Regions from separate parts of the Mus musculus genome. Here regions 1 and 3 are each linked to region 2. The links are chromatin loops, found by intact Hi-C in ENCODE. Cell type or tissue: heart. All regions are shown on one strand. Each heading gives the region's core, and the rest is flanking DNA. Links, peaks and the distances in the headings are about the cores only. Region 1 holds the start of Glmn (glomulin, FKBP associated protein). Region 2 holds the start of Btbd8 (BTB (POZ) domain containing 8). Region 3 overlaps Brdt (bromodomain, testis-specific).

Evidence for each region. A loop is a pair of places that touch in the nucleus more often than their neighbours do. Peaks named below come from ENCODE experiments on the same cell type or tissue, not always from the same donor. Only the 100,000 strongest peaks of a DNase experiment are listed, where the experiment ranks them.
Region 1: it touches region 2 in a loop (2.9-fold over the local background); 6 of 42 quality-filtered maps call a loop at or near these places.
Region 3: it touches region 2 in a loop (2.1-fold over the local background); 6 of 42 quality-filtered maps call a loop at or near these places.

What each region holds. Positions count from the first base shown.
Region 1 is chr5:107,591,127-107,602,138 of GRCm38, forward strand. Glmn (glomulin, FKBP associated protein) reads right to left here and starts at 6,513. Exons shown (of 19, transcript NM_133248.2): 1 at 6,418-6,513; 2 at 5,662-5,736; 3 at 2,627-2,752. The coding sequence starts at 5,700. Rpap2 (RNA polymerase II associated protein 2) reads left to right here and starts at 6,570. Exons shown (of 13, transcript NM_144911.3): 1 at 6,570-6,734; 2 at 7,396-7,441; 3 at 10,605-10,719. The coding sequence starts at 6,662. In heart, for the core only: CTCF peaks have their summits at 6,310 and 6,509; DNase peaks (open chromatin) are centred at 6,575 and 6,745; H3K4me3 peaks cover 1,940 bases; H3K27ac peaks cover 1,439 bases.
Region 2 is chr5:107,432,595-107,443,606 of GRCm38, forward strand. It overlaps Lpcat2b (lysophosphatidylcholine acyltransferase 2B), which reads left to right. Exons shown (of 2, transcript NM_027599.3): 2 at 94-2,445. The coding sequence starts at 213. The coding sequence ends at 1,763. It overlaps Btbd8 (BTB (POZ) domain containing 8), which reads left to right and starts at 5,336. Exons shown (of 18, transcript NM_001378266.2): 1 at 5,336-5,551. The coding sequence starts at 5,403. In heart, for the core only: no CTCF peak of the experiment used is centred there; a DNase peak (open chromatin) is centred at 5,247; H3K4me3 peaks cover 1,679 bases; H3K27ac peaks cover 1,491 bases; H3K27me3 peaks cover 250 bases.
Region 3 is chr5:107,354,988-107,362,987 of GRCm38, forward strand. It overlaps Brdt (bromodomain, testis-specific), which reads left to right. Exons shown (of 19, transcript NM_054054.2): 8 at 1,765-1,893; 9 at 2,760-2,948; 10 at 3,850-4,022; 11 at 4,206-4,486; 12 at 4,593-4,718; 13 at 4,785-5,000. Among named protein-coding and RNA genes, the nearest start is that of Brdt, 28 kb to the left of the region's middle. In heart, for the core only: no CTCF peak of the experiment used is centred there; DNase peaks (open chromatin) are centred at 1,004, 2,944 and 4,554; H3K4me3 peaks cover 1,363 bases; H3K27ac peaks cover 1,014 bases.

The DNA of each region.
Region 1 (11,012 bases), core at 1,475-9,474, 160 kb after region 2:
ATAGTCATAGGAGGCAGAGGGAGGGAGAGAATTGGGTGGGAGAAAGGATGGGGAGGAGAATGTGAGGGGAAGGGGTCTGGATTAGGGGTGCGGAGGGATGAGGAGAGGGCCAAATCGCCATGAAAATGAATGGAAGTCTGCAACTGAGGTGGGGGCATCTAGGGGATGTGACAGAGACCTGGGATAGGGGAAGCCCTCAAGAATCAAGGAGGGTGACCTTAGCTGAGACTCACAGCAGTGGGGATATGGAGCCTGAAGAGGCCACCTACTGTGGACAGGCAGGAACCCCAGGGGAGTGACAGGGACACCCATCCACTCACAAAACTTTCAACCTCAAATTTATCTTGTCTACAAGAAATGCAGAAACGGGCAATGGAGCAGAGACTGAGAGAATGGCCAACCAATAACTGGACCAACTTGAGATCTATTCCATGGACAAGCACCGATCCCTGACACTATTAATGATACTACTCTGTTATGCTTGCAGACAGGAGTCTGGCATGGCTGTGCTGAGAGGCTCCACCCAACAGCTGACTCAGGTGGATGCAGAGACCCACAGCCAAATAGTAGTCTCCTATTTCTAGTTATAAATCAAAATCTTACTTCCCCCTTGCCTGCTATGTCTGAGACGAATTCTCAAGTCAACTCACTTGCCTTCCTTTTGCAAGCTTTCTCTTTAAGTTAGTTAGGCTGTTTTGGTGGAGATCACAAACTGTGTTGCAGATGCAAATGACAAAAACACATAGAAAAACAAAGAAAACAAGCAAAAGCAACAGTCGTCCTTTATGACTGTTTGCCTTAGCCCCCACAACCACCCCTCCTAAATTCTACCTCAACTTTCCTGTAAGTCCAGGGGCACAGGACAGTCAGTAGATGCTAGCCTAGCATGCACAAAGCCCTGGGCTGTCCCCAGCACCATATAAACCAGATGTAGTGGCACACATCTATAACTCCAGCTGGTCCTCAACTACAGAGCAACTTCCAGGCCAGCCTGGGGTACAGGACATCCTGTCTCGGGTCCTCAACTACAGAGCAACTTCCAGGCCAGCCTGGGGTACAGGACATCCTGTCTCAGGTCCTCAACTACAGAGCAACTTCCAGGCCAGCCTGGGGTACAGGACATCCTGTCTCAGGTCCTCAACTACAGAGCAACTTCCAGGCCAGCCTGGGGTACAGGACATCCTGTCTCAGGTCCTCAACTACAGAGCAACTTCCAGGCCAGCCTGGGGTACAGGACATCCTGTCTCAGGTCCAACACAGGTCACGAGCGCCAAGACTTTGGATTCTGGATGTCATACAAAAGCTGTTGCGTCTTCCAGTGATTACCTCTTCTCTATAAAGTGAGTGGCTTGTTTTATTTGTTTCTCTTGAAAGAAGAGTCCCTTCATATTGCCCAGGTGGTCTTGAACTTCTAGTCCTCCCACCTCAGCCTCTCAAGTTGCTTAGAGTTGCAGGTATTACAAAATGAATTTAATAGCAGCGCTTATCTTATGAGATGTTGGAGAGGCTAAATAAAGTAACATACCAGAAAAGTGTCTGGCATAAACTTAAATATTAGTAATTAATTTTAGTATTGATGCAACAGTATTGTCAAAAGTTATCCTTTGATAATGCAACTGGGAAACATTAAGAAACTTTAAAAACACAGAGACAGGCACGTCCTTAGAATTTGTTGGCCACCCAGCCTAGATGAATGTGTGAGTTCCAGGTTCAATGAGGGACCTTGTTTCAAAAGATGGGGAGTGATTGAGGACAATCAACATCAACCCCTGGCCTTGGCATGCACCTGCATATACACTCACAAAAGCACGCCTCTCCCTCCCTTCCCTCCTCCACCCGCACACACACAAACAACGAAAAACACATAGTAAGTTTAAGAACTCCAGGACAGCATGGGCTAAGACTCTGCCTCAAAAACCCCACAAAACTGACTGTATTGGAGGCCATAGGAGTATATTATAGTTGATCTTAACATCAGCTGGGATCCTAACTGCTTTGATTGTTGTAGCAGTACAGGTAGGAAGGGCACGGGAGAAGGAAGACTGCACCTTTGTTCCTTGGCCTTCCCTCCTGCAGTGTGTGGTTGGTTAATAGCAGTCCAGCTGGTGCTGCTGCCGCCACCTCCTTCCCTGCTATGAGAACCAGTTTCTAAGCTTTCATTGTGACCTAGGATCGGCAGCTCTACAGCCATTTTAGATGTCTGGGTTCAAACAGGACCACTGAGACATCCAGCCCTGCCCCAGTGGGGACAGCCATTGTAGACTGGGCTGACTGCTGAGACACCCAGCCTCAAGGACCAGGTAATCACTAGGTTGATGGTTCTCAGGAGTGACCTCCATGACCTCATCCTCTGACCCTGAAAGCCCCAATGAACTGTTCCTTCTCTAAGGAAGGCTGAGACATGGTCATACTCCCGCACTGCAGCAGTAGAATAGTAACTAAGAGGATGGATAAATGGTTAACAACAACAATCTATTATTCCCTTCCCAAATGGTATTATCAATGTATTATCCCTTCCCAAATAAGTAATAACAACAATGTATTATTCCCCTTCCAAATGAGTAATAACAACAATGTATTATTTCCTTCTCAAAGACTGAAGAGTGGACACAGAGCCTGGGCTTACCTTGTTCTTTTCATCTTGAATAATCTCTAGCAGCTGGTTTATATAACCATCTTCAATGCATCTTTGACCTGCTAACTGAAAGAGGCCAAAATCTTCTTCTTTAAAATCATGCTCTTCTAGGATTTGCTGTAAACAATAAAAAATTCACACAGATGCAAATATAGATTTAATATAAATGACTTCCTGATTTTATCTCTAGGAAAAAAACTGAAATCTTAAATTGTAGCAAAAATGAACATGTTACAGAGATTGTACTGGCTAGTTTTGTGTCAACTTGACACAGCTGGAGTTATCACAGAGAAAGGAGCTTCCATTAAGGAAATGCCCATGAGATACAACTGTAAGGCATTTTCTCAATTAGTGATCAAGGGGGAAAGGCCCCTTGTGGGTGGTACCATCTCTGGGCTGGTAGGTAGTCTTGGTTCTATAAGAGAGCAGGCTGAGCAAGCCAGGGGAAGCAAGCCAGTAAAGAACATCCCTCCATGGCCTCTGCATCAGCTCCTGCTTCCTGACCTGTTTGAGTTCCAGTCCTGACTTCCTTAGTGATAAACAGCAGTATGGAATTGTAAGCTGAATAAACCCTTTCCTCCCCAACTTGCTTCTTGGTCATGATGTTTGTGCAGGAATAGAAACCCTGACTAAGACAAATTGGTACCAACATAGTGGGGTATTCCTGTGACAACCTGACCTTGTTTTGGGGAGGACTGTGGAAGGACTTTGGAACTTTGGGCTTGAAGATCCATTCGTTGTTAAGAGCTCTGTCAGATGTTGTGTAGGAGCTTGGAAGATAATGTTGAGAACAGTGCAGAAGATGTAGGTCTGGCTTGTGAAATTTCAGAGGGAAAATTAAAGCCTCTTTTCAGGGCCACTGCTGTTTTTGATTGTGAAGATTCTGTAGTTCTGGTTAGCTGGGGCTGAAGAATCAGCTGTGATTAACAAGATACCAGAACTACTAAAGCAAAAACTTTGCATTACTGGGACTATTGATGCTGGTTAGCTGGAGCTAAGAAATTAGCAGTGATTAAAAAGAGACCAGCATCTTTGAGGTGACATCTTCTGGGAAGTGTTTTCTGAAAGCACAAAGATGCTGTGTTCCAGAGATGGCCAAGGTTGTACTCCTGCTGCAGCGGGACTTGGTAATATGTAAGGGTCACCCAGGTGGTACTGGTTTTGAAGGCATGAAGGGGTCACACAGAGCAGCTGAGGCGTGGCACTGTGAGAGGCCATGGAAGGCCATTGGTGAAGGTGCAGCCTCAGTTGCAATTGACGGCCCAGGACTGAAGGGGTCATGCAGTGTTTTGGAGATGCCAGTACCATGAGATGACCACCAAGAGCAGCAGCAGTGGAGTACAGGCATCTGGAGCCTAGAGGATGACGCGTGTGCTTCAAAGGGCATGGCTGGAGAAGTGACCCAAGCCCTTGGAGGAGCCCAGAAGATCTTGAGTTGGATCCCAGACATTGGATGGTTGGAGATTGATTTTTGTTTTTGACTGTGACTGTGCCCTGATATTTTCCCTCTTAAAGGAAGAAACTATTTTAGTGGAGCCCACAGTTAAGAGACTTTTAATTGTAAAAAGACTTTGGATTTTAAAAGAGATGGATATCTTAAAGAGATTGAAATTTTAAGAATATGTAAAGACTTTGAGACGTTTAAAGTTATTTAGACCTTGGGGATGAATAAGAATGCAAGGGTTGAGGCTTACTAGTGATGTGTTTGTGTGTCAAGTTGACAAGGGGTCAATTGTACTGGCTCGTTGTGTCAACTTGACACAGCTGGAGTTATCACAGAGAAAGGAACTTCAGTTGAGGAAATGCCTCCATGAGATCCAACTGTAAGGCATTTTCTCAATTAGTGATCAAGGGGGAAAGGCCCCTTGTGAGTGGGACCATCTCTGGGCTGGTAGTCTTGGTTCTATAAGAGAGCAGGCTGAGCAAGCCAGGGGAAGCCAGTAAAGAACATCCCTCCATGGCTTCTGCATCAGCTCCTGCTTTCTGACCTGCTTGACTTCCAGTCCTGACTTCCTTGGTGATTAACTGCAGTATGGAAGTATAAGCCGAATAAACCCTTTCCTCCCCAACTTGTTTCTTGGTCATGATGTTTGTGCAGGAATAGAAACCCTGACTAAGACACAGATAAAAATTAGAATTATCCTAATATTTTAATGATTGGCTTTATTCATTTTGGCTTTTGAGACGGGCTCTCATGAGGAGGCTTAGGCTGACCTGGAAATTTCAGGTCCTCTTGTCACAGCTCCTGACTGCTGTCTATAAGCATGAATCAGTATGGCTTAAGGAGTGATCTTGAACCTACTGTACCAGAGAAACTTATGAAAACAATAAGAAATTTAAAATTAAAGACTACTGGGACTAGAGAAATGGTTTGGTAGATAAGAGCAAATACTATCCTTGCAGAGGACCTGAGTTCAATTCCCAGCACCCAGATCAGGTGGCTCACAACCACCTGTAACTCCAGCTCTGAGTGGTCCTAACGCTACGGCTTCCATGCCAGGCACTTATACTCATATATACCCCCTACCAACACACATAAACAGACATGTACATGATTTAATATGCTTTTAAATACAATTTACTAACGTTTACCTTCATACATATGCATGTGCCTGATGCCCATTGTGGGCCAGAACAGGGCCTGGGTTTTGAGAAATGAACCCAGGTCCTCCGCAAGAACAAGTGCTCTTAACCACTGAACCATCTCTCTAGCCCCTTATGCCCCTTGTGAGCGAGGGTCTCTCTCTCTCTCTCCATAGCCCAAGCTGTCCTGGAAATTTACCATGTAAACCAGGCCAGCCTCAAAATCAGAGACCCCTCTGCCTTTGCCTCCCAAAAGTACTAGGATTGAAAGTCACCACCACCATCATCATTATCATCTAATCTACTTTCCTGATTTTTTGATATTTACAAGTCAAAAAAGAAGAAGCAGAATTTAGTTAAGATAAATAACATGAGTGACCACAAAGTAAAGATACTCTATGCCCTTCCCATATATTTAAAGGTGTTTTCGGAGAAGTACTTACACATCTTTTTATTATGCTCTGAAGTTCCTCCACAGCCATTCCTAATTATTTTCCTAATTTTGATGCTGTAATGAACTAATACAAAAAAACCCAGTTAATTGTGTGATACCATGTAAATTATGTTTCATAAACCGTTTCATTCTGAATTATTAGACAACAAACACAATGTAAAGTTTTATAGGTTAACTGCTATTACTGAACGTTACTGTGTTAGCCTAATGAAGCATTTTTAAAAGCCCCTGATATAATGCCTAAAGAAAGTAATTTTTAAAGAATGACGAGTAAAAAAATAAAAAGAGCCCTAGAAAGAACTACTAGAAAAGCCTTTGTTTAAAAGGAAAACAAAAATCCAAATTGTGGACCTGGAATGAAAAATCTAATCATTAAGTAATTTTTTTAAATGTCCCATTGACAAAAACTGGAATCCAACATAATTAAGTCACCCAAAGAAGTTGAAGATTCCGATGCCGCCCACCCCATTCTCCACAGGATCTCCCTCCTCACATAAACAATCGTCAGTGAGATCACCGAGTATCACGAAAAGGAGGCCAGCAGCGAAGGTCCTTGCCCCGCAGGCGCGAACAGGAAAATCACACCCTACCGCGCCTGGCTGAGGCGAAGGGAGGCCATTTCTCCCTGCTCCTGCAGGGCAGGGTGTCCAGGCTCCAGCACCTCCAGAGGCCGAGCAGGAGAGCCGCGTGCGGCGCAGGTCCTGTTCGGCGAGCCCGATCCGCCCGACCCAGCATGTCTACCTACCCGCCGATCCACGCGCCTGCCTCTTGCCCTCCTCCTCCTTCTCCACTTCAGGTAGCGCAGGCCGCACTCCTGGCCCCGCCCCCGGACCGGACCCTCCCCCTCCGCCGCTCGCCCCGCCCCGCCCTGGGCCCGCCCCCTCCGCCGCTCGCCCCGCCCTCCCTGGGCCCGCCCCCAGCCCGGTTCCGGGCGAAGCGTGAGGAGGTAGATGTGCTGTCCCGACCCCCTCTTCTGACCGCATTTCCCCATGGCTGACTCTGCCGTACCTTGCTCTCTAGGCCCAAGTACCCGGGCTTCCAGCACCCACCGAGATGCTACCGGTACGAACAAGAGCCACCGTCCCAGGCTGGGACCCTGAGACCTTGGTTTGAGTACCACGCACGCGCGGGCCTCTTTCTGAGGCTGCGCCGGGGAGAGCGAGAACTCCGGGTGGATGAGGCCCAGAGCTTCCCAACGCAGGCTGTCCTAGTGCCTTCGGGGGAGGAATCCCACACTCTTACACAGGGGTTTTAGGATCTACCCGTACGTGGGAACAAGTGGCCAAGGCAGGTGGTGGTCAGTTGCCTTGAACCTTGGATTGCTTTGATATCTGGTCTCTGAGGTCTCAGACTCCTCTCTTTAGGCAAGGGAACAAACATTTGGGAGACTGAGCAATGTTTATTCTAAAGGAACCCAGTTTAGAGAGTGTTTTAAAAGCACTTGATTAAAGCGCATCCGATGAGAAAGAGTCCTCGAAGAGACTGCCGTCATGAAAATGTAAAATGTAATTAATTTACAGAAACAATTGAATTTGCTTCCTGTTTAGCCCCCCCTTTTGTTTTTGTTTTTCTGGGGGGGGGGTTGTTTTTCTTTTTTTGTACACATCGAAGTTGGAAATGAGATGTGTGAGAGAAAAGGAAATGGTGCCTACAGTGTGATATTTGGGGACTACTCTGCTACATCAAATGCATTGGCACTTGACTTTTCTCTCTTCAATTGTAGGTACTAAACAGACCCGAGCCCTGAAACGAGGAGATGCATCTAAAAGGTAGAACCACGTGGGCATCTGCATTTCACTTTGCTTTTATCTCATTAATTCAATCTGATTTGGTTTTTTTTTTCTTTTCTTTTTTTTTTTCTTTTCTTTTTTTTTTTTTTTTTTTTCTTTTTTCTTTTTGGTTTTGGTTTTTTTGTTTTGATGTTCTGTTTTCTGATCTTGCAATCTGGGAATTGAACTTAAAGACTTTGTACATTCTAATGAAGCTCTTTGTCTAATTTACCGAGCTATACTCCAGCCCAAATAGTTTAAAAGCATAGTGCATACCTTTCTTGAGAAAATACTGAAGACTCAGGAAGCACTGTCGATTCTCACGTAAGACTGCTCTGTCCTTCAGCTGTAGGAAAACCAATGTGGAGGCTTAGGCTGTTGGAAACTATCATGAACACCTGTAGAAAGTTCTGGGGACATAGTTCCTGAATTAACCAATCTTTCCCATTTCTTCAGGTACACTATTACTGTTGTATGTGCCAAGCTCGCTGAAGCAGGTTCTTTCTTTATCACTTCAAGGCACCTTTTGTCTTCTGGGTTTTTTGTTCTGTTGTTGTTTTGTTTTTCTTTTCTTTTTTCTTTCTTTTCTTTCTTTCCTTCTTCCTTCCTTTCTTTCTTTCCCCTCCCCCCCCCCTTTGGTTTTTCGAGACAGGGTTTCTCTGTATAGCCCTGGCTGTCCTGGAACTCACTCTGTAGACCAGGCTGGCCTCAAACTCAGAAATCCGCCTGCCTCTGCCTCCCAAGTGCTGGGATTAAAACCGTTCTCCACCACTGCCCGTTTTTTTGTTTTCTTTTATTTTGTTTTTGTCTTCTTTGTAACGTTAAATAGGAACTTAAAAACAAACCAACCAAAAGCATCCTTTACAGTTTAGAGCTTCCAAAAAGTCATGGCCTCTCGTGTCACAGAGGAGATAGCTAGAGCAAAACTCATCTGAAGAGACTAACATTCATCACTTCAGGACTCACCGACTCTTCTTGCAAGATAATTTCCAAATACAAGATCGTCTGTATTTGAGTTAGGCCCTTAGGATGTGTTGTTGAACAAGTCGGTTTTGCTCACAAGAACTGAGCTTCCACTTCCGTATCACTGCTCATCACGGAAGGACAGTCAGGTCAGGAACTCACGCAGGGCAGGAACCTTGGGGCAGGAGCCGATGCAGATACCATGGAGGAGTGCTCCTTACGGGCTTGTTGAGCATGGCTTGCTCAGCCTGCTTTCATACAGCATAAGCCCTAGGATAACATCATCCACAAATGGGCTGGGTCCTTCCCATCAATCACTAAGAAAATGCTCTTTAGGCTTGCCTGTAGCTAGAACTCATAGAGGCATTCTTTTTTTTTTTTTTAATTAAATATTTTCTTTATTTACATTTCAAATCCTATCCCGAAAGTTCTCTATACCCTCCCCCCACCCTGCTCCCCTACCCACCCACTCCCACTTCTTGGCCCTGGCATTCCCCTGTACTGGGGAATATAAAGTTTGCAAGACCAAGGGGCCTCTTTGCCCAATGATGGCTGACTAGGACATCTTCTGCTATATATGCAGCTAAAGACATGAGCTCTCATAGAGGCATTCTTAAGGTTCCCTCCTCTCCAGTGACATTAGTGTGTGTCAGTTTGATGTAAAACTGCCAGGACAACATTATTGACTGCCATCATTTGTGACAGACAGAGAACATAGTAAGGTACTGTAGATATCTGTCAGTCAGGAGAATGGTTAAACAGTCAGTGTGCTTGATAATTGGAGCCAGCAAATTGTATATAAATCTTAGTACATGACATCACCTTTATTGATGGGCATAAAGTGAGAAAAATTATTTTTCATGAAGCTTTTCGTATTTAATATAAAGACCTGTAATGTAATCTGTGTTCATATCTTTTTACTTTCTTTGATACAAAAGTGGTCTTTATGGAGTTAGTGGTTATAGCTCAGTAGTAGAGTGCTTGCTTAGCATGTACGAGGCCCTGGGTTCTAGCCCCGGTATCTTAAAGTAACAATAAAATGATCTTGATGGGATAAAAATAGGTGTTTGGTTGCAAACTTCTCACTTTCATGTATTTTGCAAAAAAGAATTGTTGGTGAATCTGTACCAGAGTCCCAAGTTATGGGGGTTGGGAGGGGACATATTGCTCTAGGCAAAGAACGAGAGTCTAAAGTCTCAAAAGTTAATGAAGGTTCCTACCTTCACGTGAACACATGAAAGTTTCTAGGTTCCAGATGTGAGAGAGAAGGGTAAGACCTGGTGACCAACAGAGGTAGTTCTGGTAGGTCCCAACCTAGAAGAAGAGCGAGTAAGTCACCACAGCACTGTATCCTGAGCGTGACAGTGAATCTCCCTTCTGTGCTTCTGTCCTATTCTGGTTGACTGGGCCTGTTGTGGGACCTGGACATGGTGTCTGTTCTTGGTGTGCAGCTCAGTGAGGCTGTTTCCTGAGATAGCTTCGATTTTTGCCTTCCGTGTGTGTGTGTGTGTTGGGGGAGAGGGGGGGACAGAGCACTGATGGGACCCGTGGTGGCTATGGCAAGGGTTCCTCGACTGCATTTCACATATCAGGATAGTTATTTAGTAGGACTTTATAATGAAGGTGAGAAAATGCTGCTCTTCTTTTCAGACATAACTGTTCTAGTAAGCTGAGCTACCACAACTAGGCTGTTGACAATTTTTTGAGTGAAAGAAAAGTAGAAATCATCTCTTCACCCTTCATTCTGTTTACTTATGTGACAGAGAAAAAAAATTTTTTTTACTATGTATGGCAAAACTACAAAAGGAAAATTTATATATATAAATTTTGTTATAAAATTTATATATATACTCTTTTTTAAAAATATAACTTCATTTTATGTAGTTCACACTTGCCTTAGACTCTGAATCTTCCCACTGCCTCCTCCCAAGTGTGTAACTGTGGCATGTACCACCATGTCCTGCCCAGCCCTCCTCTACTGGAGTCTATAAGTGTTTCCTTGTTCTCTGAGCCTAGAAGTAAGTCCTCGTGGCCAGCTTCCATGTACACACTGGGAAGACCAAAAAGTATTGGATCAGAGGTGGAGAGTTAAAAGCTCATTTATTGGCAAAATAGTAGGCCACTAGGTGGCTTTTAAAGCACGGAGTGTTGAAGGTAGGAGAAGTCTTGAATTGGGTTAACTTTCTCATTAAAATTTCAGGCAAGCAGAACTGGAAGCTGCTATACAAAGGAAGGTGGAGTTTGAAAGGAAAGCTGTGCGCATCGTAGAGCAGCTCTTAGAGGAGAACATCACAGAAGAATTCCTGAAGGAGTGTGTACGTGTTCAATGGTCAGACTACCAGATTTAAAATAGAATATCTATATTTAAAGATTTATTTGTGTATATGAGTATTGTACTTGCTGATTTTGTTTGTTGACTTGACAGACAAAGGACCAGAGGAAACAGAACAGGTAAGTCAAAGAAGAAAAGGAAAAAGCCTCAGCTGAGGACACGCCTCCATGCAGAGGACCTAGCCCACAGTGGGTGGCTCCATCCCTGGGCTCTAGTCCTGGGTTCTACAAAAAAAGCAGGCTGAGCAAGCCAGGGGAAGCAAGCCAGGGGAAGCAA
Region 2 (11,012 bases), core at 1,286-9,285:
CCATATATATGTGACCAAAACCAACAGCACACCGTGATTGTTCTCTTGATGAGATTCTAACTCTCCTGTGGATTTTCCCCCCTAATTTTAAAGGTAGTGCATCATTTCCTATTAACCAACAATTAGCTGTAAGGGCGCTAATTACATGCAAACACGGAAATAGCCCTTGGATGTGGAGAAAGGAATAGCCATAACGCTGAGAAGCCGGCTTCATGGCTCATCAGAACCAGCACCAGGATACCATAGACTCCACAGAGGTGGAGGTGTGGGACAGCAGGACTGCGCAGGAGGTGAACAAGTCCTTATATCCTCCGGCAGTGGACAGTCCCTTCACTCTCAACACTCACCTGAGTGCTTGGCGCTGGGCCTGCACCATCATCCTGGGGACTGTGCTGGTACCCGTGCGGGTGTCCTGCATTGTCTTCCTCCTCATCCTTCTCTGGCCAGTGGCCGTACTCTCCGCCATTAACTTGCCTACTCAACCTACCAAACCCATAAGGAGATGGAGGAAACATCTGATAAAGTCGGCCCTGGTATTCTTGTTTCGTTTGGGGTTCTTTTTTGCTGGGTTCCTGGTTAAGGTCAAAGGGAAAAAGGCTACCAGAGAGGAGGCCCCCATCTTTGTCTCCGCACCACACTCCACCTTCTTTGATGCAATCGCCGTTGTTGTGGCGGGGCTCCCTTCGGTGGTCTCTGATAGTCAGCTTGCGAGGGTCCCATTGGCTGGGAAATGCATCCTGGTAACTCAGCCTGTGCTTGTGAAACGAGAAGACCCGAATTCTAGAAAGACTACCCGGAATGAAATCCTCAGACGAGTGAAATCTAAAATGAAGTGGCCACAGATTCTGATTTTTCCGGAAGGATTGTGCACCAACCGCTCCTGTCTCGTCACTTTTAAACTAGGAGCCTTCTCCCCAGGTGTCCCTGTGCAGCCAGTGCTGCTTAGGTACCCCAACAGCCTGGACACAGTGACCTGGACTTGGAATGGGTTCTCAGGCTTCCAGGTATGTATGCTTACTCTGAGTCAGCTCTTCACTAGAGTGGAAGTCGAGTTCATGCCTGTTTATATCCCAAGTGAAGAAGAAAAGAAAGACCCCATCCTTTTTGCCAACACAGTCCGAATCAAGATGGCAAACGCTTTGAAGCTGCCTGTAACCGATCACAGCTTGGAAGACTGTAAACTGATGATATCTGCGGGTGCCCTTCAACTACCCATGGAAGCTGGCTTGGTGGAATTTACAAAAATCAGTCAGAAATTGAAATTAGATTGGGACAACATCCACAAGCACTTGGACCAATATGCTTCGTTTGCGGTCTCCTCAAAAGGAGGCAAGATTGGAATTGAAGCATTCTCACGTTATTTAAAACTCCCAATTTCAGAGCCCTTGAGACAGCTTTTCTCTCTCTTTGACAGGAATCAGGATGGCACCATAGACTTCCGAGAGTATGTGATAGGTCTAACTGTCCTGTGCAACCCATCCAATACGGAGAAGATTCTGCAAATGTCATTTAAACTTTTTGATCTTGATGAGGATGGTTATGTAACAGAACGGGAGTTGACAACTATGCTTCAGGCAGCTTTCGGAGTGCCAGACCTAGATGTTTCCACACTCTTCCAGCAGATGGCTGGCAAGGATTCAGATCAGGTTTCATACAGAACTTTTCGGAGGTTTGCCCTGAAGCATCCAGCATATGCCAAATTATTTCATTCATACATAGATCTCCAGGCAGCCTATATATACTCATTACCAAGAGAAGTATAAACATTTCCCTAATATTAAGATGTTCAAGGCATCCTTGGAAACAGGAAAAGAACTTTTAGGTGGAAATGATGAACTAAATAAAAATTATCCTTTGAGGAAAAACTCAGTGGTTTTTACTCTAAGTAACATGGATACTGTCTTGGAAAAAGCAACTTGGGTAAGGGCTTCCATCTTTGAGGAAAGCCAGGCCAAGCACTCAAGCAGAAGTAGAGATGGGGACCATGGAGGGGTGCTGCTTACTGGCTTGCTCCCCGTGGCTCACTCAGCATACTTATACAATCCAGGACCATTTGCCCAGGGAAGGCACCATTCACTATGAGCTAAGCCCTCTCACATCAGTATTCAAGAAAATGTACCACTGACTTGTCCACAGGCTGGTCTGATGGAGACAATTCTTCAGTTGTGGTCCTTTCTTCTCAAATGGCCCTAGCTTGTGTCATGTTGACAGAAACTAATACACACAGATATTATATGTAAAATATGCTTGAGGAATTATAATGCCTTTCCCTCCCTTAAGATAATGTTCATTGGGCACAATGGCATATGCCTGTATTCCCATCCACCCAGTAAATAAGAAGCAGAAACAAGGCTTTACAACCAAGCAAACAGACTTAGACTTAAAAAGATTTACAGCTTGCGTTGGGGTTTTCCTTTTCATTGATAATAAACTGTCCTCAAGCTCCTGTTTTCATTCTTAAATTATTTTAACATGAAATTAAGAACTCCAAGAAGGGGGCCCTGGTTTTCCAGGTATTATATAGTGGCTCTCTACTGGGACTCCCTAGGATTTCTGAGAGAATGGATGGGTATCCAGGAGGAGGGAAGCCTGTGAGCTGCAATAGCCTAGAAACTAGCACAGTGCAGGAAGAGGGGTTGTGGGGGGTGAGTAGGACTCGGAGGCCAGTATGGATACTGACATTTATACCAGGTGCTTGTGAATAGGGAACTGTAGGAGCCTGGATGGATTTTGATCTGCTGATAGGGATCCCACAGATGTATGTCAATAGAGAACTATACCACTTCTACCAGAGGCAATGGAAATGACTCCTTTTTGGCTTACAAGGAATCTAGTTCACAACTTCCTGAGAAATATTTAATCTAAGTGACAGAAATATTTCTACAATCCAGCTTGAGCTGAACTTAGACTCAATTTTGGACCAAGCCAGGGGCCTGACCTTATGGGGTGTTTTAGGGTACCCTTTGGACCTGACAATACATAATGGAAATTTACTTAGCTGTAAAGAAAAAAATGTAATGACGTAATTTGCATGTAAATGCATGGAATTGGGAAAATATATATGGAGGTAACTTGGGTGCAGAAATAAGAACACTTTATAAATGGATGGCATGGCATGGTTAAGGGGAAGGTTTTATTACAGAAATGTGGGAGAGAACAGCTAGAGGCATCTGGAAGAGTCTAGAGCAGGGGGAGGGGTAGGCTGAACATGATCAGCAGACTGAAACTGGGCTTGAGAGAAGCAGGAACAACAGAGATAGATAGATAGATGACTGAGATAGATAGATGATAGAGAGATTGATAGATAGGAAGGAGAGCAGAGGGAAGGAAGTAGGAAAGAAGAGGGTGGGGGAAAGCAGGGGTGGGGTGGGGGGAGAGCATAGCCAAAATAGCAGGGTAAGCCCATGAGCTGGAGACATTTACTGTTGTGGAGGAGGTAAGAAGGGCAGCATGTTGACACGAACTCTGAAATATGTAACAGGTACTTGTGATAATGAGGGAGCCTGGAGGCCAACATGAACTTTGGTATGCTAACACACACCACAAATGGCTTCACAAGTTCCCGAGGAATGCTGGACTTTTGTCTAACCACCAGAATTTGGAGAGATGGAATTTCATTTGGGCCTGACATATCGCACATTTGCATTAATAAAAGCAGATCCTAGCTTGGAGTCTTTAGAGCCACACGCTCGACTTAGAATAGTATAAAAGCCTTACAATTTAAGGACTATTGGGGTGGGGAAGCCCTCAAAAAAATGGCAGATAACTTAATAGTTGTGATATGAAACCAGATGGGGCAGTGGAGTTAGGCATGAAAACAGGAAGCTGTGAATCATGAGAGGGTTAACCTTCACTTTTTTTTTTTTTTTTTTTGGTTTTTCGAGACAGGGTTTCTGTGTAGCCCCGGCTGTCCTGGAACTCACTTTTTAGACCAGGCTGGCCTCGAACTCAGAAATCTGCCTGCCTCTGCCTCCCAAGTGCTGGGATCAAAGGCGTGTGCCACCACGCCTGGCCCTTCACATTTTCTTAATCCAAATCATTTATTCCTCAAAGCTAAGTAGGTGTAATGAGCACAGTAAAACAAAACAAAACAAAACAAAACAAAAAAACATGCATTTTAGATTTGTAAAAATAGCTTAGCCAGGAATTCCACTGAACTCAAGGCTGCACCTGATAACCAAAACCTAGTGGCACCACTTAGATAATTAGACACAGCCCTAGAATCCCGTTGACGCCAGTAGATAGAATGTAAACAGAGATTAAGAGTCTGCCCTGTGGCTGGAGAGTCTCTCCCAGGATCCTGACCCTTAATCAAAGACTGTTAGAGTCGTCTGATACAGGCTGACTCCATGACAGGCTTCAAATTGGCAGTCCAGGAGACTAGGCCTAAGAACTGGGCAAATCCAGGCAAGCCCAGGCAAGTCAGTTACTAGAAAAAAACCCTGGCTTTAGGCAGCTGGTCAGAAACTGCCCTGCCATCAGAAGCTGTCCTGCCACCTGGCCTGAAGCAAGGGCAAAGGGTCAACAACAGTTTCCATCCCCCACACCCTGGTAACGGAATATTCTTAGAGATGGAGCAAGATGAAGGTTATCTATCCCAGAATCCCCTAATGTGCTTAAATCAGGCCTGCGAGCTCACTTGATTGTCTCTGTCTTGGTAATGGGAGACCCCAGCATGCTGGACTTCTGTAGAATAAAACACTCTTTGTGTTTACATACTATTTGAGTCCTAGGTATCATTCCTTGGCGAATCATGGACCCTTATATAACCTTCAGCTAAGATACATCACCCAGTTAAGCAGCCTTAGGGAGATGGCCTTGGGACCATAGGAATTTAGGGCATGAACCTTATGTGATGACCCTCGGCATACTAAAATATAACTTGTGCTATACCAACTATGCCTATCTACCTCCTTGCTCAGGACATTAATACTCACTACTGGAAAACTCTTGTGATCCCATCCCCCACCTTACCCCCAACCCCCATCTTTCATAAAGAGGGCAGAGGATGCAGACACCCCAGAAAGAACACATACAAATTCTTCTCACATTGATTTCAAGTCACTTCTCCATAACACTCATTAAACGGTTGACTTAACACCAACCAGTAAGAAGAAAGAACAGATTACAGCTCTGGGGACCTTCCCTTCAGGTCAGTTAGGAGGGCGCAAACAGGCCAATGTAAACAGAGCGAGTGCGCCTGCGCAGCAGCGCCCGGTCACGTGGCTACGGGCTTTGAGTCCTAGGCGCGCGGTGCCTGGTCCGCAGCATTTAGGGACCGGCTGCAAACTAGGTGGGGGCGGGAATTTTCCTTCCGGGGCGGATTCGGCTGCGCGCTGTTGGGCTCGGGAACGCCCCCGTACCGGTCCAGCGCGGCCTGGCACCGGGGTTCTGCGGCCGACATGGCCCACTGTGGAGCGGGAGGTGCGGCCCCGGTGGCCCTTCTGAGTTCCCCGGGGCATGGCAGGAAGGGGCTGCCCAGGAAGGGGCCCGGGGAGCGGCGCCGGCTGAAGGCGGCGGTGTCGGAGCAGCTCAGCCGCGACGTGCTCAGGTAGGAGGCGGGAGCAGCGCTGCTCACTCCCTCCCCGCCTCGCTGCAGTCTCGCTGGGCGCCTCCCTCCCAAGGAGGCTCAGCCCGACCCAAGGAACCGGTGTCTAGGCACTCAGAAGGAGGACAAAAATTAGACCTACACGATGCGTTGCAACCAGTGTTTCTAAGGTTCACACACCGGCAGTGGCTGTTGCTGAGTTCGGGCTGCGTCCAGACCCTGAAACACATACCATGTCTTTAAAAAGTTGGAAGAAAAATTATTCAATTAGGAAAACGAGTGTTTTCTTGACATGAAGGACCGAACCGTGTGCCTTTAACGGGGCAGCTCAGGGTCACAGCTACCATTAATTCCTCTATGCTCTTAGCAGGGAAGGCATAATTCTGACAGGTGGGCAAGATGAACCCGGCCATCAACTAGTGGGGGAAACACATACTGCTGTACTGAAAATAATTCTGGCAATAGCTCTGCTGTGCAAACCTCCCATCCACCCAAGTGGTCAGACTTGCAGACTCCTGTCTCTATTTAAATTGTTCAAAGTGCAGACTGGGGCTGGAACTCGATTTAAAGATGACGGCATATATGAAAATGCATCTCCTAAGGTGTGTATATAAGTTAGTAAAAATTTACTCAAGGCCAGCTCTTCCTTAGGCATTAATTAGCCATACGCAGACCTGTGATAAGTGCGGGAGTGATTTCTTACTGGGAATGCGTATTCTTTCTATAATAGTGTGGGTGATGAGAACCAAACCCAGGCCCTCTGCAAGAGCAATGCTGCTAACCTCTGGATCATTTCTCTCTTATTGCACAATACTTTCGTTTGCTTATTTGGGTTTCGTTGTTTTGTTTTTTGGGTTGTTTTTTCTCAATGTAGCCCAGACTGTTCAGGAACTCACTCTCTAGACCAGGATCACAGATCAGCCTGCCTCTGCCTGTCATTAGAGGCATCTGCCACCACACCTGGCTTTATTCTACAAATCTTACTGTGAACAACTGTGGAAATTTGGGGATCTTCACGTTGAGCTCATATGTTTATCGGGAAAAAAAGCTGAGGTCCTCTTCTTCATAGTCTTCATAGTCTCATTAATAAAATGATTTTAAAAACAGAGTCAATAGGCAAGCTACATGTCTTATCAGCTGCCTGGAAGCATGGGGAAGAGAAAGCCGTGCCTTTTATATCAGGTCTAAGAAAGCTGGTAGGCTACCCAGTGGAGAACAGCTGCTGTGTGATGTGTGAGCTACTTCCAAAGAACAGTGAGAAAGTCCAGAGTGTATGGGCCAGTGTCTAAAAGAAAAGGATAGAAAGGAAAAGAAAACCTTATGCTTTGAGTTAGGACTCAGAAAAGCAGGCAGGTTTCTGTTGTTAGAGGAGCCCATTTGCCAGTGGTGACTACTCAGACACAGTTTCTAGCCAATTGAAAGTATTTGTTCCTATTGGCTGGGACCTAAGTGTACTCCCAAGCATTTAGGTGAGGGGCTTTTAAAGCCACTTCCCCTGTATTGTGCAGCTGCAGGGGGAATTTTGCACAAGCAAACACTGTAACAGAACTTGAGCAGTTAACTGGAGGGGAGGTCTGCACAGTAGGCAGTTTAACAAAAAAGCTAAATTGGCTGGAATCTGTTGACCTTGGATTCCTACAATAGAGTTGGTTAACTTTTTTGTGGGATTCTCTATCAAGGAAACCAAATGTTAGTTAAACCTGAAATGGCCTCAGCAAGAATATGAGATGGAGGAGCCTCTGCGCTGTCTTGCGCTGTCACAATGTCATCATGCTGCAAGTGGCTGCACTGAAGGATGGGCTTCTGGGGAGGAAAAGTATATTATCTCAATATTCCTTCTGGGGGTTGTGCATTCTTAAAGGTACCACTTGCTACCTGGATTATCATACAATTTCTCCACAGAAGTTACCTTGCTTAACTAGCACATGAAGCTAATGTCAGCTTAGTATACAATCCAGTTCAGATGAGATTAAAGTATTGAGATTTATGATAAAAAGCCAAGGTCATATAAGTAGATTTGAGCCTGTCCTGGTTAGTTTTATGTTAATCCGACACAAGCTAGAGTCATAGGAAAGAAACTCAATTGAGAAAATGCCTCTCCAAGATCCAGCTGTAAACATTTTCTTAATTATTGTTTGGGGAGGGTCCCGCCCATTGAGGGTGGTGCCACCCCGGGCTGGTGGTCCTGCACTCTATAAGAAAGGCTGAGCAAGGCAGCAAGCAGTTCCCTTCTGTGGCCTATGCATCAGCTCCTGCCTCCAGGTTCCTGTCCTGATTGAGTTCCTGTGCTCACTGCTTTTTAGTCCATAGAACTGAGTAAAATAAACCCCCTTTCTTCCCCAAGTTGCTTTGGTCGTGGTGTTTCACCACAGCAATATTAGTCCTAACTAAGGCAGATTGTTTTATCTTGAAGATATTTGTGGTTATGGCAGACAAAATGACAGAATGTGAAGGTAGATAGGTTAAGACTGTAGATTATAATAGGGCATTCTTGTGTACTTAAATATTTGGGATGGATTCTGAGGGTAGTTCAGAGAACTGTTGGTGTTTCTAAAAAAACAAACAAAACAAAACAAAACAAAAACCAACCAACCAAACAAGAAATAGAATTAACATTGAGATCTTGACTTTGGGAAAAGAGAAATTAGAAACAAACAAGCCAGGTAAGAGATTTTATGGTAGCTGAGGGCTACATGCTGGCAGTGGAAATGGAAAAGTTACAGGTTTGTTGAGTGAATATATGTGGGCGAGCCGAGACAGGGAAGAACAGGAAACAGCTCCAAATCCTAGGACAGTTGAAAAAGAAGTATATATGAGTATTCGGGAGGCTGTATCCTGACGACAACTAGACGTGCATCTGAAGAGATGAGCTGAAGAGAGCTCAGACAAGCAAGTACAGATGAAGGATTGGTGGCATCACCAGAGCCCAGGTTATCTATCCAGACCAGAGATTGTTCACCTTCACTCCTACATCCAGCCAACGCCAGTTACTACCCACACGTGTTTTCATTTCCTCCTCTCTGCCATCATGGACCCCACCTAGCTCAGGCTCCTGGCATCATCTGTTTGTACTGTAAGGTGGTTTGTCCTCCTCGCTTCAAGTCCCGCTTTACCCAGCTAACGGCTGATAATTTGCCTGTTAGTTGGCTCTCCTCTTCTAGGGTCTGTATACGTTCTTTGCCTCTTTTTCACCTTCATGTCTGCAACTGCAGAGTCAGATAGGAGGATGTGGGGTTCGGCTTTAAAAGCCCCTTGCTCTTTCCCACACCCAATCTGCACACCCCCCCCCCCCCCCCCCCCGTGGATCAGTTGGTTTGCCTTTCGGAGCGAAGCCAGGAGCTCCCTTTCCCGTTGTTTTTGTAACCGATGCTTAAACGTCTTTAAAGATCACACTTAGTAAATGTATTTTTCAATTTGATCTTTTTTTTTTTTTTTTTTTTTTTTTACTTAGTCACTTTACATCCCACCCAGTGCCTCCTTCCCAGTCACACCCTCCAACAATCATTCCCCTCAACTACCCCGCTTCTTCTCTGAGCTGGTTGGGGCCTTCTGCTTATACCCACATGCTGACACTTCAAATCTCTGCAAGGCTAGGTGCTTCCAATCCCAGCAAGGCCAGACAAGGCAGCTCAGCTAGTAGAACATATCCCTCATATAGGTAACAGCTTTTGGGATAGCCCCTGCTCCAGTTGTTTAGGACCCACATGAAGACCAAGCCTGCACATCTGTTAAATACGTGCGGAGGCCTAGGTCCAGCTTGTGTATGTTCTTTGTTTGGTGGTTCAGATTCTGAGAGCCCCAAGGCTCCTGGTTAGTTTACGCTGTTGGTTTTCCTGTGCAGTTCCTATCCCCTTCACAGCCCACAATCCTCTTTCCTATTCTTCCTGAAGAGTTCCCAAGCTCCATCCACTGTTTGGCCGTGGGTGTCTGTATCTGTCTGAGTCAGCTGCTGAATAGAGCCTCTCAGAGGACAACTTGCTTCCATCTGGTCACCCAGCATATCTTGTAGTCGTGTGTGGTGTCTGTCTGGGCTGATTGGGGGTCAGGGTCAAGGAGTGTATTTGCTGTTGAATGTATCGTGCCTTTTAATTTTCAGATCTGTCTTTCTCTACTGTGCTTAAAACTCCAGAGGGGCAGGCATTATGTTTTAGCCTTTAGTGGTCTTTATGTTCTTAGTACATAGGTCAAAATGCTTAGTAACTAAACTTCAATAGGAGTCTGAAGTGCTTTATATAGGTTATGCTATGATTTGAATATTTGTTCTTTTCAAAGTACAAGCTGGAATTCATAACTGTCATTGGTTTGTTGTTAACTGTCAGTGGGTCCTTAAATTGTGATTAGGCCTTAAATGATCCCTTCTTGTGGGTAAAAGCGGCTCCCTAATTAAAGAGTGAATCTGGGGCTAGGGAGATGACTCAGTCAGGAAAGTGCTTGCTGTTGAAGCATGAAGGTCAGAATTCAGTACCCAGAACCTCCATAAAAGCTGGGCATGGCGGCGTACTCTGTAATCTCAGCACTTGGAAGGCAGGCGGGATGGTTTGGGGGGTTGTTGGCCAGCCAGCCTAACCAAATGAGGCAGTTTCAGATTCAGTGGAAGATCCTGTCCTGAAGTAAAAATGTAGGGGCCTATTAAGATAGACTCTTGACATGAGCCTTTGACCTGCATGGATGGGTACACACACACACACACACACACACACACACACACACACACCATGCAAAAGATTGGCCCTCTTTTGGCCCTCTTTCCACCATTCCATAAAGCATGGAGGCCTCTTACCAGATGTTAGCACCTTGAGATCAGAAGTTGCCTGTAGACCTGCAAGCCAATAAACTTGTTCATTGTAAACATCTTGTCTGTAGTATACTGTTACAGCAATATAAAATAGGCAGGGCAGGCCAAAACAGTAGAAGGCAAAGAGAAAGACAGAAATAAGCTGGGCTTTTGCAACACTGGGCCTTTGCTCCAGTCTGCTTTTTCTCTAGCTTTCACTTTTGGGTGAGCCAGTAAACACTCCTTAATGTTTAAGATTTTTAACTTAAAGAAAATGCAAGATACACTTGCACCTGATACAAGTGGTTTTATAAAACAAAAAATACACACACTCCCCTCTCCCTCTCCCCCCTGCTCTTACACACACACACACACACACACACACACATTCTGGTTATCTCTTATGGACAGGATTTCCCATTGGTTTTTGGCTACTCCTGAATCTACTTTTGCTGTTTGAAGGAATCTAATGTAAGCCAGGTGGGCCCAGCTAAAAGAGGCCTAGCATAAGCTTCAAGTTCTGATTCTCCAGCTTCAGTCTCTGGTGTGTCTGAAATTCCAGGCATGTGGGGATCAAACTCATATGATATGATATGCAGGGCTTGTACCCACAGCTGGCTGTCCGTCTGAATGCTTCCTTACTTTATAAGGGGTAGTAGGGTCAGCTGAGATGCTGGGTGGGAGAGAGGA
Region 3 (8,000 bases), core at 1-8,000, 79 kb before region 2:
AAGTACAGTGAAAACTGGTTAAAGGTCACTAATATACCATTCATAGTCGGAAAACAAAAAATGGCAGAGTGCCAACGTTTAAAATGATGTTTAAATGTGAAACCAGCTAATGAATGAAGCTGTGGCAGGGAGTAGAGAAAGATGAAAAATAGAAGCATGGATAACAGAAGAGAAACAAGAAAGAAGAATTTTCTGAAGGAGAAAAATACATTAGTGGGAAAATAAAGATGGAAAATTACTCAATAACAAGAAAATGTAAAAAGTTATATAATGTGAGGAGATCAGAAAATGAGAACATCATTGGGATGTTTTTGTATAGAAATCAGTTGAGATCAGTCCTATTGGAAGCATAATAGGAAAACATCAAAAGGGAGACTAAGAGGAAACAAAAACAGATTATATGAAAATAAATTTTTAAAACGAAAACTTTTCTTAAGTATTGAAGAAATCATAGGCATAGAGGGGTGGTCAGCAGGTACACTTGCAGTCAGGCCTGACAACCTGAATTTGGCCTCTAGAACCCATGTTGGAGAAGGAGAGAGCTCACTTCTATGGCTGTCCTCTGATCTCCTTAAGAGATTCATTGCAGACACATACACATGCACAGGTCGGGGAGGGGCAGAGCAAGAAGACAAAGTTTTGACTTCTTTGAGGACTCTTCAAAATTGGAGAGGTAACACAGGTCAGCTGACTTGATGCTAGACTTGTGTCTCCTGCATCAGGGCTGTCTCCACTTTAACTTGGTCCTGCAGCTGTATATCAGGGGTCTGTGCTGCCAAGCTGAACACTGTAGCCTGTGGACTGAGCAGGTTCTCCTGCTCTCTGGAAGATCCCTAGTTTCTGCCCCCTGGGGCAGCTAATGTTCTGGCCAAAGAGTTTCTTCCATGTAGAATGGGAGAAGGCAAAGCAAGCACAGTGCTGAAATCTGCAAGTGCAGCCCTGCCTTCAGTTTCCAAGTCCACAAGCATTAGTCACTGCTGGGGGAGGGGATGCAGCTGCAGAGTTCTTGGGCCAGATGCATGAGCAGATGGGGGGGGGGGGGGACGTTCTACCCATTGAGCTCAGGCTTGTGGTGTTGGCTCCAGTTAGTAGGTGATGAGGTGTCTCCAGGCCCCTAGGCAAGACTCCTGTCACTTACACCTTTGGTTTGTCAGGATCTCACCCATCTGCTTCCTAGACTTATCCCTCACATTGGGTCTGTGACAGATCTAATTCAAGCTCAAATGGGACCTAGTCCACAGCCCTCTGAGCCAGATCTCTCTCCCTCTGCCAACCCCTCCTGTCTAAAAGGTCACTGTCTCAGTAAAAACCACAGCTGGATTTGAGGCTTGTGAGAACTGTGGGTTTGTCCTGTGGGTAGAACCACCTAGTATCTCTCTCACTGGGACTGCCTGGCTTGTCTTTTGGACGTAGCTTCTACTCCTTCTTCCTCAAGTAGGAAACCATACTGCTGGCCCTGTGTCTGGCTTCAGGCTCTTTTTACTGTTTCCCATCTTGTTGCCCCACCTGTTTCTCCATATTTCTAAGCTGCCCTATCAGGCCATTTATGAATTTTCAATATTCTTTCTCTGTTTGGAATGAAGTCTTTTTAAGAGATTTCCTATTCTCACAGCATGCACAGAGGCAAATGTCTAGGCCATCATCTTACCCAGACATTGAAATATTTTCTCTGTGTTATCTTCTCCATTTCCCAGTTCATCTAAATTGTTTCATGTGAATTGACTTCAGTTGTTTGTGAATCCTTCTAATTTTTCCTTAACTCAGGGGAAAATGGACAATCAAGAATATAAGGATGCATATGAATTTGCTGCAGATGTCAGACTGATGTTCATGAACTGTTACAAGTATAATCCTCCCGATCATGAAGTTGTGGCGATGGCTCGGACCCTTCAGGTGAGGCTTTACTCACTCTCTGGGTAAATTACCTTTGAGCATAATATATTTATTTCTGAACCATAACTCAAGAGCCAAATGATAACCTCTGTCCTTAATAGTGCCAAAAATTGTATAAATTACTTATTACACTGTGGAGGGTTGTCCGTTTAGTTGTAAGCGTTAGCAGCACACTTTTAAAAAAGAAGCTGCCTACTTCTCATAAGAAATGGATGAATCGTCAGTGAGAAGAGGGTAACGGGTCCCTAGTGGGACTGACTGAACCCTGGTCTGCTTCAGGAGAGGGCCCAGTCTTGAGTCACTGAAAGGTAGAACTGTATATGACATGGCTGACCTTAACTACAAAGGTCGACCATGCTGAGAGACATAGCCTAGAAGTGTGCTGAGGCACAGAAGTGCAGACAGAATCATCATGCTGCACTTCTTCTGGTGTGGCTTAAAGACGGCTGCCCAGGTATCTCCATGTGTAATTGTTTGTTTGTTTGTTTGTTTGTTTGGTTTGGTTTTTCGAGACAGGGTTTCTCTGTATAGCCCTGGCTGTCCTGGAACTCACTTTGTAGACCAGGCTGGCCTCGAACTCAGAAATCCGCCTGCCTCTGCCTTCCAAGTGCTGGGATTAAAGATGTGAGCCACCACCTCCCAGCCATGTGTACTTTTAAAGGTGTTCTTGTTGCATTAAATCAGAAATGGAGAAAATCAAACCAGGTGGTGTATGCCTACAATCCCAGCACTCTGGAGGTGGGCAGGAGGATTTCAAGTTCCAAGGCAGTCTGGGCTACATAGTGCACTCCAGGCCAGCCTGGACATGGTGAAACTCTGTCTCAAAATAAACCAAAAAATGTGAACAGGTTAATTTTGCATTATAGGATGTTTTTGAACTACATTTTGCCAAGATTCCCGATGAACCTATTGAGAGTATGCATGCATGCCACCTTACAACAAACAGTGCACAAGCCCTCAGCAGAGAAAGCAGCAGCGAGGCCTCCTCGGGGGACGCCTCTTCTGAAGACTCTGAGGATGAACGAGTGCAGCATCTTGCCAAGCTTCAGGAGCAGGTGGCCGTATATGACGCAAGTGTTGATGGTTCCCAAGCGGCTAGTCAGTGGTGCACTGCTTGCAGAGTCACAGCTGTTATGTTTAGATCACCTAATGCCATCTATAGCTTTAGTTGCATCACCTAATGTCTATAGCTTTAGTTAGTTTTTGGCATATTTGCCATGTTCAAAATTTCCTACTCAAATATCTGTATACTATAGTTCTAGAGCCACTACCACCACATTTTATTCCTCTTCCTCCTCCTCTTCCTCCTCCTCCTCCTCTTTGAAATGGTCTCATGTACCCGGCTTGTCATAAACTTCTGCTCCTTCTGCCTCTGCCTTTCAAGTGCTGGGATTGTTGGTGTGCACCATGATGCCTGGGAATTATTTACAATTCTGCTATTTGCATTTATAGTCTGAGTAGTTGATTCTTACTGAAGTGATTTTTGGTATAATGTGGAATATTTTAGAATGAGATCACTTGCTACTTTCTGTGATAAAATAGTAACTTTTACTGAGGTCATATCTGAAGACTAGGGCTGGAGAGATGGCTCAGCAGTTATTGGCACTGGCTGGTCTTCCAGAGCACCTGAGTTCAGTTCTTAGCATGTGTACCAGGCTACTTACAACCACCTGTAAGATATATATATCTTTTGAAAGAAACTTTAATACTGAGAAATGTTGGGCTGTAGTGTTTTTATTACTATACTATGTTATACTATACAGTTTGTTTATTATTTATTTATTTATATACCCTTCAAAACACTGAAATTCCAAAATGAAGCAAAATCCTGAAGGAAGTAGAACATGACATGAATTTCACAAAGGGTGGCATGACTTTGGAGTACCATGTTTTTCTAGTATCTTTAGTGCTTTAGAGACATAAATGTTTAAAGGCTTTTATTTTTTCCTTTCCCAGCTTAATGCTGTTCATCAGCAGCTGCAAGTTCTGTCCCAAGTTCCATTACGTAAGCTGAAGAAAAAGAATGAGAAGTCCAAAAGGGCGCCAAAAAGGAAAAAGGTTAATAACAGAGATGAAAACCCAAGGAAAAAGCCTAAGCAAATGAAGCAAAAGGAGAAGGCCAAAATCAAGTAAGCATGTTCAGTGAGTGACTGCCCAGGAGGCAGGCTCAGTGAAGGACCACACAGTTAGCCTATGTGAGGGCCTGGATCAAGATGAACTGAATGCCTGTGTGATGTGGGTACATTGTATGAAATTCCCACACCAACAAAAATGTTTTAAAAATATGAAACCAATATATAATTTTGTTACAGTCAACCAAAGAAGAAGAAGCCGCTTTTGAAATCGGAAGAGGAAGACAATGCGAAGCCTATGAACTACGATGAGAAAAGGCAGCTGAGCTTGGACATAAACAAACTGCCTGGAGACAAGCTTGGTCGAATAGTTCACATAATACAGTCAAGGGAGCCTTCCCTGAGAAACTCCAACCCGGACGAGATCGAGATCGACTTTGAGACCCTGAAGGCATCCACACTTAGAGAACTGGAGAAGTATGTCCTGGCCTGTCTGAGGAAGAGGTCGCTGAAGCCCCAAGGTAGGCCAGGCCCAGCCCCATCCCTAGGTCCCGCCCCATCTTGCCTCTAGGCCACGCCCCACCTCCAGGCCCCTCCCCGCACTCACGGTTGCTCCTCCTCTCACAGCAAAGAAGGTTGTCAGGTCTAAGGAGGAGCTCCATTCTGAAAAAAAGCTGGAGCTGGAGAGGCGGTTGCTGGACGTCAACAATCAGCTGAATTGTAGGAAACGGCAAACGAAACGTCCAGCAAAAGGTAGGTGGCGGTTTCTCCGCGCCCACCCGTGAGCCATGACCGCTGTTAACGCTCCCTGTTTTGCAGTGGAGAAGCCGCCCCCGCCCCCGCCCCCGCCCCCGCCCCCGCCGCCTCCCCCGGAGCTGGCCAGTGGGTCTCGCCTGACCGACAGCAGCAGCAGCAGCGGCAGCGGCAGCGGCAGCAGCAGCAGCAGCAGCGGCAGCAGCAGCAGCAGCAGCTCCTCGGGGTCCGCGAGCAGCAGCAGCGACTCGAGCTCCTCCGACAGCAGCGATTCTGAACCAGGTTAGCTGGCTCGTAGGCACCGCTGCGGTGGTGGGGGTGGGGGTGGGGGGGTGGCCTTTCCTGTAGCGTCCGGAGAATGTGTAGAGGAGGACCTATGCTTTGGATGCCAACATCCTTAATAAAATCCTTACTCTTTCCATAAAAGAAGGAAAGGATGTGACTTGGGCCTGATGGGAGGTCTCCTAAGGAAATGTACGAGATTGAAAAACTGCGGGTGCTGCTTTCACTTCTTAATGAAAACATTATTTGGGAGGCCTCAGTGTGTTCCCATTGTACTTTGGGTCACTCCGATGTGAAGTGTGTCCTGTTTGGACACTGCTTTCTGAGTTGAACTGTCGCTTTGAATTAAGAAGCCACTCACCCCAAAATTTGTAGAGAGTTTTTTTTTTTTTTTAATTTATGTTTTTTAACTACATATTATTACCTATCATCTATAGAAAAAGATGGAAGTACCACATTTTCTTGTGCAGTTTGTCAGTTGTATTAAGCCAGGCCACTCATGTTTTCTATTACTAGTTGGACAGCTGCCATGTGATCACTGTCCACCCCACCAATGGTGTTCCATTTTAACCAAGCAGCAAATGCAGAACCCAGGGCGCTTTCTTCCCTAAAATGTGCTTTATTGTTAATGGGATGTTTCTTGTGAGGTTCAGTTCTTTTTAATTAAAAAGAACCTCACAGAAACTCCAGCGTAAAGAATTGCAGTTGACAGTCAGGGTCTGCTGGCTGGCAGCGATTCTGTTTTCCTTTGGTTTTGATTCATTTATTTTTTGTAGAGCTAGTCGCTGATTTGGTTTTCACATTTCTGAGTATATAGAGGGGAACAATTTTGTAAAATTTAAAAGAATTTTTACTTTGGTTAGAATTTGTTATTTTAATACATTACATTAAAACTCATTTTAGAGTTCTTATTACAAAGTATTTCTTATATTTGACTTTTAAGCATAAAACAATACTGGAAAAATCTAAGTTGCATTTAGTATTTTAAATTGTAATTAATTGTAATTTTATCTAATAAAGCATTTGTGGCCTAATAAGTTACAGCACCTTGTCTTTTATTTGTGGGATAAAACTATGACTATTAATTTGAATTATTTAACTTAAATATTCAATAAATGCTTTGAAAGTTAGAAAAAAATACTGCATAGAGTTTTTTGGTATAGCGCCTTAGTATTTAGAATTCCTTCTTTCCTTCCTCCCTCCCTCCCTCCCTCACTCCCTCCCTCCCTCCCTCTCTCCTTCCCTTCCTGTCTTTGCTTACTGTGTAGCCAGACTTCACTTTGTAGGCCAGAGTGGATTTGAACTCAGCAATCCTCCTGCTTCTGCCTCCCAGCAGGTGTGCTATACCACACAAAACTCTTGATATGATATTCTAGATATTACTTGATATGATATTCTAGTATATTACTTGAAGAGAAGAAAATGTTTATCATCATCTATATGTTCTTAAAATGGTACAGAAACTTGGTTTCTAACTTTAACAGAACAGCTCAAACTCAGAATTCTAATCCTAAAACATTGCTGAGTTTGTATCTGCTGATCAGCATTCATGGTTGGTGGCATGTTTTCCAGAGAGCTTTGCTTCTGTTGTGTGGTGGTGGGACTAAGGCACCTGTGCATGCACACAAGGTGAGCAAGCACTGCAGCACCAAGCTGTGTCCTCAGGGAGTGTCCTGGGCTGGGCTGGGCTGGAGCTTGCACTGAAGCCTAAGCCATCCTTGAACTTGCAGAACAATTTAGTAAAGTTCAACAGAAGTTTTGCTGTGGTTAGGATTTGTCATTCTAATACATTTTAAAGTCATGTGCAGCTCTTATTATAAAATATTTCTTATATTTGACTTCTGAGCATAGAACAGTATTGGAAAAATATCCATTGCATTCATGGCCTCAAGCAGTAGATCATAGGCCCACACATGTAGACTGATTTAGACGCTTTTAAAAATATATAATGTTAAAATAAAAGCAACAAATTTTATTCCCTTTCCTGGCACTGGAGAGTGAACCCAAGGTCTTACATACCAGGAAATCAGTTTAACCATCAAGCTGCAGGTATTCCTCAGCTCGCTTCATTTATTTATTTATCTATCTATTTATTCAAGTTAACCATCTTATGAATAGTTTGTGATTTATTACACTGAGATCAGTTTGTCTTCACTGTGGGCACTGAAATTGTCTTTTACTGTTGTTTGAGATGGAGTCTCACTGTGTAGCCACGGATAGACTTAAAGTCCTGTTCTTTCTCTCACAGCCTCCTGAGTGCTGGAATCACAGGCATCTGTTGCTACATCTGTCTTGTCATTTATTCTTGAAATTTTAATTTTTGAACATACCATCTATATCTTTATAGACAGAGGGAAACACTGTTTAAGTGTATTATAAATTGCAAAGTCTAAAATGGAAAAAATACATCTATGCTTCCAATAAGCAAATTAAGTATAGGATCTTTTAATACTTTTTAGTACTAAACTGATACTAAGTAAATACTTCAATACTAAGTACTTTAAAATGCCACAAGACTTACTAATTTCTAGTGTGTAAACTAGGAACATTTTTACTTCCCTAAGAATAACAATAAAATTTGTAAGCAGGATTATAAATTAGAGAGAAAAAAATAAGTCAGCCCCCATCATTGCAATATTCTTGTAAAACTAATGAAAGCGCCTGTGTTCTTGACTGTGTGTATAACAGTTTCAACAAACTGCAGATGACAAACATGTTGCCAGCTTCCATTGTGTGGTGAAAATTGGTTAATTACCCATCAAAAAGTGAAAATTTGGTATATTAACAAAACACCAACTAAGAATAAAGCTAGGCATAGTGGCAGGTACTTGTAACTCCAGCATTCAGGGAGCTGAGGCCAGCATGCACTAGTGATAAAACCTTGTTCAATAAAACAAAAACTAGCTGAAAGGATCAGTAAGATGTTGACATTATAAGTGATAGTGCTTTGTTCAGAATGGATGTAGTTGGATATCATGATCCTGAGAGACTAGGTAATAG